Regions from separate parts of the Homo sapiens genome. Here all the other regions are linked to region 2. Evidence: chromatin contacts called from ENCODE Hi-C data. All regions are on one chromosome and are shown on one strand. The core of a region is the stretch at or near the end of the contact, and the rest is flanking DNA. Distances in the headings are between cores, read along the strand shown.

Region 1 (4,488 bases), core at 1,526-4,025, 1.0 Mb after region 2:
GGGTCCTTCTTAAATAAGTTGATCATGTTCTTAATTTCCAGTTCCTTTACTCTGGAGTCTACAACAATCTGGCTTCTACTCTCACCTTTCCATTGAAATTGCTCTGCTAAACTCACCAATGACTTGCTAGTGTTCAAATCCAGCGGAAACAACTGTGCTCCCCTTGCCTGACCTCAGCAGCATTTGAGAAGGTAGGAAGGAGGCAGAGAGCGCAGCCATAAGGGGTAGGCTCAACATGCACAGACTACACACAGTCCTGGATCTATGCCCTATATCCACTTGACTCTGAGCAAGTATTTAACCTTCCCAAGCCTCAATTTCTTCAACTGGCAAATGGGGATCGTAAAAGTCACACTCTTCCTTAGTTGTGCAGTGCACAGCCCGCCTGCCCTAAGCAGTGGCGCTAGATCATCTCTAGACCTCTACATCCTCATCTGGAAGTCCCACAGGCATTTCCAACTGTTGGGGGACCTGTCTCTGTCCCCTCACTAGCCTCAGAAGTAAGTCTTCAGAAGCAGAAACCATATGCATTGTGCCCAGCATATAGTAGGTATTCGAGAAATGCTTACTGAATGAATGAAAGAATAAGTGAATGAGTATGTGAACTCACTATGTAAACTGTAAAGTGCCATGCAAATGTAAAGTGAACACATTCTCTTGGTTTGTGTTTCACTTTTTTTTTTTTTTTTTTTACTTTTTTATAGAGACAAGTCTTACTGTGTTGCCCAGGCTGGTCTTGAACTCCTGGCTCAAGCGATCCTCCCACCTTGGCCTCCCATAGTGCTGGGATTACAGGTGTGAGGCACTGAGTCAGGTCAGCGTATCACTTTCACAACCATAATTTCATTTGAGGCACATTACAATCCTGCATCCATATTCTACAAACAGTCACTTCTTTTGTGTTCACTGGTGTATCTCCTGAGCTCTCAGGACAGTGCCTGGCATGTAACAGGTGCTCAATCAGTGTTGTCAAATGAGTGAGTAAATGAATGAATGAATGAATGAATGAATACTGTGAAAGGCATGGTTATGTGTCAGGCACTGGGGATATACTGGTAAATAATATACACATGATTCCTGCAGTTCAGTAGGAAGAACAAATACATGTGATTATATTCTAAACTGTGACAATGCTATGAAGGAAATGAGTGGGGTGACAGAGAAAAACAAGGTGGGGAGGTGGCTGCTAAGAAGGGTCAGAAAAGACCTCTTTAGGAAGGGAACATGTGACTAAGTTGGGAAGAATGAGAGTGAGCCACACTCCAGGTAACAGCGTGCCTTGCTGGTGAGAAGGCCTCATGCAGGAAAGAACCGGCTCTTTGAGAGACTGAAAGGAGGCCATGACGGCAGGGCCTAGTGGGCCACAAAAGAGAGAAAATATTTAGGCAGCATGTTTTCTTTTAGATGAAGACATGGAGGCACAGAGAGGTTAAATGGCTCGTTCAAGGTCACCAGCAGGTTAGCAAGAAGAAGAACCCAAGTGCTCTGAGTCTGGGCTAGGGCGCTTCCTGCAGCCCTTGCTACCTATGGGCTGGATTTAGGGTAACAGAAGGTGACCTGGGAGGCTGCTGGGTGTGGAAGCAGAGCTGGAAGCCTTGTTCTCACAACAGGAATCTAGAAGTTGGACTTCAGGGCAGGCTTTCCTAGGCGTGGTAGGGGAAGCCTGGGGAAGTGTCCCAAAGGAGGAGGAGCCTCAGGGGTTCCCCAAGAAACAGAATGGACAAGTAGATTGGGGAGCACAAGTTGTCCCAGGGCCGGGAGGTCAGAGACCCTGGGGGACGGGATAAGGGGGTCTGGAGGGCTCCCGGAGGTTTCCCGGGTGATTCCCGCCAGGGAAACCATGAGACACCTCCGTGTCCTGGGTTAATTACCAGTGTCAATGTTATGAGGAGGTATCGCTGGCTCCCCTTTGGAAAAATAAATCTAACCCCAGGGCTGCAGGAGACTATCCTTAGTCACAAAATGACCAGGCTATGGCCTGTCCCCCTCCATGAACAGACAGAACCCCAGTTGGAGACGGACTTTGTCTGGTAGATGCTGCCTCTCACCGTCCCTTCCCTGCAGACCCGATTCCCCTTCCCTTCCAGCTCCCCGCTAGAGTCCAATCAAAGTTTCACCCCGGCCTCCTGCATCACCCTGAGTTTTTGTGAAGTCCTAAAGTGGCCTGCTAGTGGGATCTGAGGGCAGTGATTCGCCTCGACCCGCCCAGGAAAGCGTGGTGGGTGGAAGAGAGGGAAGGCCCCGGGAGTCCCCCCACGCTCGAACAGAGTCCCGGGCTCTGGCGGCGCGGAGGTGTCGCAGGACTGCGAGGTCCTGGCTTGCGGCTTCCCCACTGCAGCACCCGGGCTGCCCCCCGCCCCAGCGCGCCGCGGGCCGGCCTGCACCCCGCCCTGCCCGGCACCCCGCCCTGCCCGCGTCCTGCCGCGCGCTTCCTACCGTGGGGCGCTTCCACTCGATGCCCCGGGTTTTGCTGGAGTAGGGCCCCAACTCCTTGAAGCCCAGGGCCGAGGGGATGGCCGGGAAGGACGGGTCCTGGAAGAGCGTCCCGGCCTCCAGGCACTCGTTCCGCAGCGCCTCGTAGTCCTGGTTGAGGTACTTGATGGCCCTGTCGTGGGAGCCCAGCCCCTCGGCCGCCTCCCGGTCCTTCGCCAGCTTGGCCGCGATGCCCGCCATGCTGCGGTCCCGGCGGCCGTACTGCGCAGAGAAAGGTCGGGGCGACTCCGCGCTGCGCTCGGCTGGGGCGCGGCCAGGGCCCGGCGCGCTGCTGCGGCCACTGCGGGCGCCGCCGCTGCGAGCGATGATTCACCGGAGGGAAGCGGCCCGGCCCGCGGGGTGTGGCCTCAGCCGCTCCCGGCCTGCTGGGCTCCCGGCCCGGGACCAGGCCATCCTGCGGCCTGCCGAGCGCCGGGAACGCCGCGACCCGGGGCCGGTGCTGCCATCTGCGGACAGCTCCCGGGATGGCGCGGCCCGGCGCCGGGGAGGCTCGCGAATCGCGGTCCAGAGTTGGGGCTCCCACCGGAACCCGAGGCCACCTTTGCAGCCCATAGGGAAGAAGGCTAGGATAGTTGTGGCCGTCCGGAAAACACCCGGGGAGTTAGCAGAGGGTCAGGTAGTGAAGTCGAGGAAACTAAACCAGCTGCCCTGAACTTTGTGCCAAACAGCGTCTTAACGGCTCTGCATACATCATCTCATTTAATCCTCCCAGCGACTCTGAAGAAGGCGCTGATATTGTCCCCATTTTACAGATGAGAAAACTGAGCCTCGGAGACGCTAAATGACGTCCCCAATGTGGCACAACAGTCACAGGCAGAACAGGGACTCTAAGCCACCGGAGGCCTATTGCAATCACAATGCTGCAATTACTACTGCTCAGCTGTTTATTTGATTATAGATAGGGTTGTCAGATTTGGCCAATAAGGCTGGGTGCGGTAGTTCACACCTGTAATCCCAACACTTTGGGAGGCCGGAGGCAGGCGGATCACCTGGGGTCAGGAGTTCGAGACCAGCCTGGTCAACATGGTGAAATTCCGTCTCTACTAAAAATACGTCGTGGCAGGCACCTGTGATCTCAGTTACTCGGGAGGCTGAGACAGGAGAAACGCTTGAACCCAGGAGGGAGAAGTTGCAGTGAGACGAGATCGCGCCACTGCGCTCCAGCCTGGGTGACAAAGCGAAACTCCATATCAAAAATAAAATAAAATAAAATGATTTGGCCAATAAAACAACAACCCTCCCAAATGTTTAATTTGAATTTCAGATAAACAACAGATACTTTTAAAGTATATGTAGGGCCCAAATATTGCATGGGCATACATACTTATTCTAAAAGAAAATATGATTCATTGTTTACCTGAAACTCATATTTAACTGGCAGGATTAGTTGGGTTACTATAGGGAGAGAGCATTTAGAATACTGCCTGTGTTGGCTACTGTGACCACTCTGTTGTGGAGCTAGGGTGTGATTCTCATCTCACACACAGAGACATGGGTGCGTGCCAAGAAATGCAGATGGGCAGAAATTACCTCCTCTTCTTCTCTACAGTAGTAGGGAAGAATTTGGGTTTCACTGGAAAACTGTGCATGGTCTACAGCAGTGGTTCTCAACTGGGGGCAGTTTTGTCCCCTACCCACCCCAGGAGACATTTGGGAATGTCTGGAGATAGTTTTTATGGTCACAGCTAGGAGATGAGGTGCTACTGGCCTTTACTAAGTAGAAGCCAGGGATGCCGCTGAACATCTTCCAATGTCCAAGATAGCTCTTGTGAACCCAGAAAATCTGAAACAGGTCTCATTTAATTTAGAAAGTTTCTTTTGCCATGGTTGAAGATGCACACCTGTGACACAGGAAGTCCTGAGGACATGTGCCCGAGGTGGTTGGGGTGCAGCTTGGTTTTATACATGTTAGGGAGGCAAGAGCCATCAGTCAAGTACATTTAAGAAATACATTGGTTTGGTTCAGAAAGGCGGGACAACTCAAAGTGGCGGGGG
Region 2 (4,436 bases), core at 1,097-3,596:
TGAGAACTTACTAATTGCCAGGAACTAGACTAGATCCTGTCAGGGATTCAAAAAAAAGGTAAGACAAAGTCCCTATTGGCAAGGAGATTGCAGCCCCTCCCTTCCTCCATAGAGATCAACTTTCCTAGTCTACGGACACTGGCTGCCTCTCCTTTTCCTCCCTTTTGGACAAGCGCTAGCCCCACGAAGCAGTGCCCTGATCGATGTTTTGTCCATTAATCACATTTCTGATACCCTGCCTTGACAGCCCCCTACTTGAAGGACCTTGGGACGAACTCCTTTCCTGGAGGAGAAGAGCCAGCCCCTGGGGCAGTGTGTCAGGTGGCAGGGACTCAGACTGGAATTCGTACAGAGGTGGGGTGTAACCTCAGCCCTGCCACGTCCGAGCTGAGCAACACAGGTTAAGTTGACTTAACCTTTGTGAGTCTCTGTGTCCCCATGTATCAAACACAGAAAATGAAACCCAGCTCACTTGGTTGTTGTGAATCCTGGATCTTCTATTTGACTTCTCTCTAATTCAGATGAGAGCAGATTGCCTTTACTTAAAGTGAGGCTTCTCGATGTAACCGAATCTTTTTCCTTCCTCCCTAAATCTGAGATTTCTTCTACCCTGCTGGCCCTGGTCAATGGCACCATCGACCTCCCGGCCACGCAGCCTAGAGGCTTTCTCTCCCTCACCTGCACCCAATTATGGGCCAAGGCTTATCCAGTTCACCTCCACAGCTTCTCTTGTTCTCTCACCATTCTGACTCCCACCACCTGGGTCAAGGCTCTCTCACCTCTCCACCTGGAGTTCCCACCATAACCCCCTCATTGGATTTCATCCTCAATATTTCACCCTCTAACCCATCCTTTACACTGCTTCCCAGGCCACCTTCCTAAAAATCAGATCAGGTAATGCCACTGTCTTCTTCTAAAGCTTCTGATCATTTTTCATTACCTAGAGAATAAATTAATTCCACCTTCCCCATCAAATCATTTCAGGCCCTCCATACCATACTCTCAGCTGCCTGCCAACCCTGTCTCTTCTTATTTCCCTCCAAGAACCCTACATCCAACCTCACTGAGCAACTACTGTTTCCCAAACACAACAAGTGTTCTCTTAACTCTGGGCCTTTGCACATGCTGGGCCCTCGCCCTGGAATGTGCTTTTCCAATGTCACTCTTGAGTCTAATTTAAGTGCTTCTTTCTCTATGCTCCTACCAGTATTCCTCATATGTCTGTTAAGAACATATTTCCCTCCACCACTAGGATGTACGTTCCTTAAGGGTAAAGGTTTTGCTTTACACTTAACGTGAAATCCCTCACAATGCCTGGCGTGTACTATGTATCCCGTATGTTTTCTAAATGAAGGAGTGCATGTCTTAGGTGTGGCTAAATTCAAGCCAGATTTTATGGTACAATAAAAATGATAAAACACTTTGGGGTCCAATGCTCTGGCAGCAAAGGGTCAAGGGCAGGCAACTTATCTGCGCAAATACCTTCTCTACTATTTAGATATTCCCCCACCTCTGCCTCCTGTGTCCATATGGTGACTCTATTTTACAAAAAGCCAAAAATCACATGATCTGACACATGGTCTTAGCAGGGAATAGAATCTATGAAATTATAACTGTCCCAGAAAATCCAGCCCATCTGGTAGGTGCTTTTTTTTTTATTAAGATATAATTTACATACCATAAAAGTCACCCTTTTAAAGTGTACAACTGTACAATTCAGTGGTTTTTAGTATATTCATAGAGTTGTGCAACCATCATGACTATCTAATTTCAGAACATTTTCATCACCCTAAAAAGAAAACCTTTGACCCATTAGCAGTCATTCCCTATTCTCATTCCCTCCCAGCCCCTGGCAGCCATGAATTTACTTTCTGTCTATAGATTTGCCTTTCCTGGACATTTCCTATAAATAGAATCATGAAATATGTGGCCTTTTGTGTCTGGCTTTTTTCACTGATACTTTCTTTAGGGCTTCATGTTGTAGCATGTATCAGTACTTCATTTCTTTTTATTGACAAATAGTATTCCATTGTATGGATATACCATATTTTGTTTCTCCATTTATCAGCTGATGGGCATTTGGGTTGGTTCCACTCTTTGGCTGTTGTGAATGCAACTATAGATGCTTTTAACACTGACCTACAAGGGATGGGGTTGTGGTTAATGAAACCAACAAAAAGGGCCTTTCCTTATTGGACTTGTTGCCTAAGAGCAGTTTGGGAACAGGCTTTAAAGAGAGAGACCCAGAAAGGAAGGGATGATTGGAAGGCAATAGAAGCTGTCTATTTGGGTGACATCATCACTGGAGAGCAGGCTGCCCTGGCAGAAAAGACGAAGGATATACCAGTCCCAGTCTGACTTACCTCCAGAAGTGATAGAAAAGTAGAGGGACATTCAGCCCCAGCGTGAGCCACTCTTGCGCACACAGGAACATAATGCAGAAGAGGCTATGGATGGAGTATTCTGGCAGCACCAGCTGAAGAGGGAGCAGAGACACGGCCCTGAGTTAGAGGAGGAAAACGCCACTCCTGCTTCTATGGCAGCTGACTTCTGCCTGGACACTGCCTCTCACAGACGGTTGACACAAAGGCCCTCCCTGCAGCAACGTAGAGCCACTGCCCCAACACAGATCCATTTCTGGTAAGTTCTTCTTTTTATGGCACTCCTCTTTTTATTATACCCAAACCCAAATGACACAAGCCCTCAGTGCACTGCTTACTATTAACAGAATACCACGCTTGCTCCTAGGGGTCACCCATGGATGGCCACTGGGAAGACTGGAAGAGCTGGTCCAGCCCATGTGTCATCTGACCCAAGGCAGGACCACTAGGAGAAATACTGCAAGGGTTTCTAATGAATCCATAACTGCCCTGCTCTTGTTTTTCTGGCCCCTGTGTATCCTCCTATAGTAACTCACAAACCTAAAGTGAATATGTACATTTATCACAAATATAGGAGGGTCAGGAAAAAATGGCCAGCCTCAGAAGGCAGTGGCATTTTGCCTGATGGTGGATGGAGCAAGAGGAACGCGAGAAAAACAACAATTAGCAATGATGAAGAGGGACAGTGTAGCCTCTGGGGGAAGAGGGAAGAAACTGATCCTGACCAAGAAAGGCCTGATGGTGGGAAGTGTGACCAGCAGGAAGACTAAGCTCTCCCACCTCCAATCCAGCCACACAGGTATAAATGGGTAAAAGGAGCTTAAAATCATTGAAAAGCTGCTCCCAAGGGTAACTTCATTTTATCAGAAATCAAAGTTGTAAGCTAAAGGGTAACTGTAAGGAAGAAATTTGGCACCTAGACCAGCAGTAGGGAAGGCTACAGATATAAATGCACCATTTTACCCAGTTATATAGGGAGATATAGATACATATTACTAAATATATTTATTTATATAATATATAAATATACTTTGTATTGTTTAGGCTCTCATGAATACTTTGTTCTTCCCATCAAAATCTTTTGAAACATCCTTCAAGGCCCATCTCAAATGCCACTTACCTTTTTTTTTTTTTTTTTTTTTTTGGAGACATAGTCTTACTCTGTTGCCCAGGCTGGAGTACAGTGGCGTGATCTTGGCTCACTCTAACCTCTGCCTCCTGGGTTCAAGCAATTCTCCTGCCTCAGCCTCCCAAGTAGCTGGCATTACAGGCGCCTGCTACCACGCCCAGCTAATTTTCATATTTTTCAGTAGAAAGGGGGTTTCACCATGTTGGCTAGATTGGTCTTGAACTCCTGACCTGAGGTGATCTGCCCACCTCGGCCTCCCAAAGTGCTGCGATTACAGGTACGAGCCACCGTCCCCAGCCTCAAATGACACTTTCTATTGGGAGCTCTGCCTACCGTCCCTTGTTCCTCCACCCTCCCCTGTACCTCTGGGCCCCACAGCATGTTTTCTGACCCCCTCCCAGGGGTACTTTCCATAATCTATCCATTGTGGAGTCATCATCCTCTTCCCACCTTCCAATACAGATAGATTCCTCTGTCCAGCATTCTGCAAGCCATCTTAGCCAACGTCTATTCTTTTCTCATTTCCATTTGCAAAGCGCCTTTGTACAATGCATGGCAGTTAGGAGAGACTTAACAAATACGTGGTAAAGTGCATTGAAATGACCAAGTGCATATGTTTACAACATGGCTGGCTGGCATTAGATATGCAGCCTGTGGTTACAAACTAAGATTTCTTTGGGTGGAGAACAAACTCCCTCAAACCATCCCATTTGGGTATGGACCATGACTTTGGTCTCTCAATTTAGTTAGATGAGCTAACTACCCCAGATGGCAGACACAGAGGGAGAAACACATACGCACACATTAAAAATAAAGACATGCACAGCACACGTGTAAGACATTTTGTAACTATGGGGCACCTTCTTTATTCTCAAAGTCCAGTGTAGATGAATTGCATTAACCCTCACCTTAGACTTCTCAGGCAA
Region 3 (4,299 bases), core at 1,583-4,082, 1.3 Mb before region 2:
ATGAGGTGGGAAAGGTAGCAGCAGTTGGCTCTTTTCCATAATCACTGATCAGCCCCGCCACATAGCACTGTCAACTGGAAGCTACCACACACCCATAGTAACCCAGCTAATAGCTGTCTTTCTAGATTTTTTTTTTTTCACTGATGTGCACTGTGTTCTTGGCCATAGCCCTAACTTTACATGCTTCAATTTCCTCATTCTTTAAAGGAATTTAATAGCAATCCAAGTTAAATTCTGCATCCTTACAATAGATTGTTATATTAGTGCAAAATATATTTCATCATATGTACATTGAGAATAATTAACTTCTACCTTAGTAATCCATCAAGTATCCAACTAATATTTACTTAATATCTACTCTGTACATGTCATGGTACTACACGCTCATTTTGAAGTTTTAACAACAAATTATATATTACTTGGAAATTTGTGTCTTTCAAAAGCTAATATCAATGGTTATTTCATATTTTAAATGACAAATACCTATTCAATACTTGGGATTCTTTAAATAATAGGAATTTAAATGCAACAGAGGGATAAAAAGCGAAAAATTCCATTCAGACATCAGGTTTTATGAGGACTAAATATAATGTTAGTAATAAATGATGTGGAGTTTCCTTACTGGAAAGTACTACTTATGCCAGGCACGGCAGGTCACGCCTGTAATCCCAGCACTTTGGGAGGCTGAGGCGGGAGGATCTTTTGAGCCCAAGAGTTCAAGACCAGCCTGGGCAACTTAGCGAAAAACTCGTCTTTACAAAAAATTTAAAAATTAGCCAGGTGTGGTGGCATGCACCTGTAATCCATCTGGAGTCTGTGGCAGATCACTTGAGCCCAGGAGTTCAAGGCTGCGTGTGCTATGATTGCGCCACTACACTCCAGCCCAGGTGGCAGAGCGAGTGTCTCAAAAAAGAAAGAAAGAAAGAAAAAAAAGACTAATCATAATAATTCCTCACAAGACACGAAGCATTATCCCGACACAAAAAATGTTTTGGAAACCCAAACTGACCTTTATACAGTTACTTGTAGGATCTCAGACCTTTGAAATGGTCATTTAAAAAAATTATTTATTTATTTGAAATAGTCATTTTTGATCACCAGAAGGAAGAAATCACAAATAAAAAAAGAAGAGGCTTAAGGCTCAGATCTGTAGATTACTTTTTCAGGAACCTGGAGGACAGAGAGCTGGGGAGCAGACTGCAGAGGGACTTGAGGTTTCTGGAGTTTGGACGGCTTACATGTAACCTGGCGACACCTTCACGCCCCAGGGTTGCCATGGCACCACCTTTCCGAAATACTGCTTCCTAGGTACAATATATCTTTTTTTTCTGAAACGGAGACTCTCTCTGTCGCCCAGGCTGGAGTGCGATGGCACGATCTCAGCTCACTGCAACCTCTGCCTCCCGGGTTCAAGCGATTCTCCTGCCTCAGCCTCCTGAATAGCTGGGATTACAGACGCGCACCACCACGCCCGGCTAATTATTGTATTTTTAGTAGAGATGGGGTTTCACCATGTTGGTGAGGCTGGTTTCGAACTCCTGACCTCGAGATCCGCCCGCCTCAGTCTCCCAAAGTGCTGGATTACAGGCATGAGCCACCGCGCCCGGCCAGTACAATCTATCTTTATTATTTTTTTTTTTGTAATTTTTATTTATCTACTGGCATCCCCATGGAGGCCCTTTCTCTCCCCAACTTTCCCTCGTGTGTGAAATAAAGACCACTGAATCTATTAACTTCCCAGGCCTTGAAATTCCATTTTCGCACATACTGCCACCGCTAAACGATTTCTGAATTTTTTGTTGTTACCCCCTCAGCTAGGAGTTCCATTTGCCAAGCATTTTAACAGCAGAGAAGGCAATTCTGTGGGCCGATGCATTTGTGTTTAGCAGGCACAGATATCTCCAAATAACCTTCCTATCTTCACACTGGTGGCTTTTGAATTGTTCAGGGTTTTAGAAATACCATAATCTCATTCTGTTAAATATTAAGGGACTCTTTCGGATTCCCTGAGCCTTAAGGTTACGTTATGCAAATCTGTCCGAGTGTGTTTCCATGGTGCAGAATAAAAGTTATGGTAGGGTTTTTTGAAGCAGCATGACTATAAACGTCACTCCTGTCACTGCCTTTCACAAGAGCCCACTTGCTGTGAAATATTTTGAAAACAGAGCTGAAGTGGAGATAACGCAGTGCACAAACAGGCGGAAATAAGAATAAACCGTGCGTGGCAGGCAGAAACCCGGAGGTTGGCTGTTTCTGGAGGGGAAGAGAAGGCTCTGTAAAGCTGGAGGAGAAACCACGCCGGCCACTGTTTAGGGGCCTCCTGGGGGTCGTTTCCCTTGCCCCCTCGGGTTGGGGAGCTCCTCTAGGCCAAGGAAGCGGCCCCCTAAAACCGCTTCCGGGACTGCAGCTTCTCTCCCCACACTCTCAAGGAGCAGAGCCTTCTCGGGCCACAATTCTCCGCGACCCAAAAATAACTACACAGATGTGAGGAAAAGGGCCAAAGCCTACAGCACAAGGTGGTTCTCAGTTAAAGCCTTATCGCTTACGGCCAGGAAGCTCGAAACCTAACCCAGCGCCAGCCTTTTATAGCCGGTCCCTCGAGCCCCGCCCTAGCAACTTCTCCTAGCAACGCCTCGCCCCGTGCTCTGCCGCCTTATCTGCCTCCGCCAGGCCTTTCCTGTTCCCCTCCCCCAGCCCGCACCGCCCCGCCGCCCGGCTCACTTGACCCGCCCCAGGGGAGGGGAGGGGTGAACGGAAGCGTGAGGGGCGGGGCGTTGGAAGATGCTCGCGTCATCAAGAGGCGCCGGGCGAGTTGCGGCGCCTGGTGTCTCAGAGAGGCTTGAGGTTCGGGTAGTCGGTGACATGGCGGAGGCCGCGGCGCTGGTGTGGATTCGCGGCCCTGGCTTCGGGTGCAAGGCGGTGCGGTGTGCCTCGGGTCGGTGCACCGTCCGGGATTTTATCCACCGGCACTGCCAAGATCAGGTGAGGATTTCGGTTCCTGTTAGGAAGGAGAAAGAGGCAGACAGGTGGCAGCGCTGGGTGCGGAGTAGGTCTGTCCGGGGCGGGGGTACGTTTATTCTCTGGGGTTTTCACTCGTTGAGGCTGAGAGTTCCTCAGTGTTAAGGTGCTTCGAATTGTTACTGAGACCTTCCTTTGCTTTTCTTTTGTGGTGGTGGTTTTGCCTTCCCACCAAGAGGGAGAAAAAAACTGTTACAGGCACTTAGTCCCGCTCACAGTTACAAATACTTTGTTTCTCTTTCTTTATCCGTAAATATAATGGTCTTCTGGCAGTTGGGCCGGCTGATTTTTAAGGCTCCAGTCTTCACCTTCTTACTATGGTTATGTGACGTGTATTTTGTCCACTCATCACACAGCCTTGTTAGCCCCAGCCTAGAGAAGTATGTCATATCCAAACCCAGGCCAAAGGATGATTGGGAAGGAAAATTGATTCTTCTGGTCAGTCGTTGTGACCAAGCATTCACACGTGTGTCCTGTTGAGGGCCTGGGTTCTTAGGGCCTGTTACGTAGAAGTGTTCACTATTAATTTGATGGTCTCATTTGTCCGTGCATATTTGTGAAAACCTACCAGGGACTTCCAGAGTTACACGTGAGCTTTTACTGAACTTTCAAGTAAGTAAGCTTTTACCAGCTATAAGATATTAAACCTGTTCAGTTGTCAAAAGAATTTAGTGGTTTCCCTGAATCTAATTTTAATGTTGGCACTTGATCTAGAACTCTGTTCTTTCCGCACCTCATCCGTGCTTTCCTCGGCTATTTCCTCTGCTTACTATTTATAAGCTTAACAAATGTTAACACTGCAGTCTAGACCAAAATTTTAAGAGACTTGGATCGATTCCGTGAAGAAGCAATGTGTGTTTGCAAATAATACGGTTTTTCACTTTCCATGTTTTCCTTCCTGCTCTGTAATCCAGTCTAAAAACTGTAAGCACAACTGTTTTTGACCATGAAAATAATTGCATTCTAATTCCTTTGAAAATAATTCTTATTTCATGAGTACAGTGTTCTTTTCTCCCCCTCCCCCACCCCCGACGGAGTTTGACTCCCGTTGCCCGGGCTGGAGTGCAATGGCGTGATCTCGGCCCACTGCAACCTCCGCCTCGCTGAGTTCAAGCGGTTCTCCTGCCTCAGCCTCCCAAATAGCTGGGATTGCAGTCGCCCGCCACCATGCCTGGCTAATTTTTGTATTTTTAGTAGAGACGGGGTTTCACCACGTTGGCCAGGTCTTGAACTCCTGACCTCGGGTGATCCGCCCACCTCAGCCTCACAAAGTGCTGGGAT

What was found. A loop is a pair of places that touch in the nucleus more often than their neighbours do. Pooled maps may share reads with other maps.
Region 1: a map with no recorded cell type shows a loop between it and region 2 (3-fold over the local background). The contact joins the promoter of CAPN2 here to the promoter of CNIH3-AS1 in region 2. A Hi-C loop is called at or near these places in 1 of 168 maps with a recorded cell type or tissue (posterior vena cava), 3 of 37 single-sample maps with no recorded cell type and 3 of 50 pooled maps.
Region 3: a map of GM12878 shows a loop between it and region 2 (5-fold over the local background). The contact joins the promoter of SDE2 here to the promoter of CNIH3-AS1 in region 2. A Hi-C loop is called at or near these places in 1 of 168 maps with a recorded cell type or tissue (GM12878), 1 of 37 single-sample maps with no recorded cell type and 4 of 50 pooled maps.

Annotation. Positions count from the first base shown.
Region 1 is chr1:223,710,826-223,715,313 of GRCh38, reverse strand. CAPN2 (calpain 2) reads right to left here and starts at 2,775. Exons shown (of 21, transcript NM_001748.5): 1 at 2,437-2,775. The coding sequence starts at 2,673. RefSeq lists silencers at 2,309-2,428, 2,639-3,028 and enhancers at 2,138-3,089, 3,129-3,178.
Region 2 is chr1:224,728,502-224,732,937 of GRCh38, reverse strand. It overlaps CNIH3-AS1 (CNIH3 antisense RNA 1), which reads left to right and starts at 2,346. Exons shown (of 3, transcript NR_187293.1): 1 at 2,346-2,640. CNIH3 (cornichon family AMPA receptor auxiliary protein 3) reads right to left here. Exons shown (of 6, transcript NM_152495.2): 4 at 2,364-2,476.
Region 3 is chr1:225,997,876-226,002,174 of GRCh38, reverse strand. It overlaps SDE2 (spliceosome associated SDE2), which reads left to right and starts at 2,832. Exons shown (of 7, transcript NM_152608.4): 1 at 2,832-2,982. The coding sequence starts at 2,863. RefSeq lists enhancers at 1,948-1,997, 2,078-2,177, 2,198-2,347, 2,868-2,977 and a silencer at 2,528-2,807.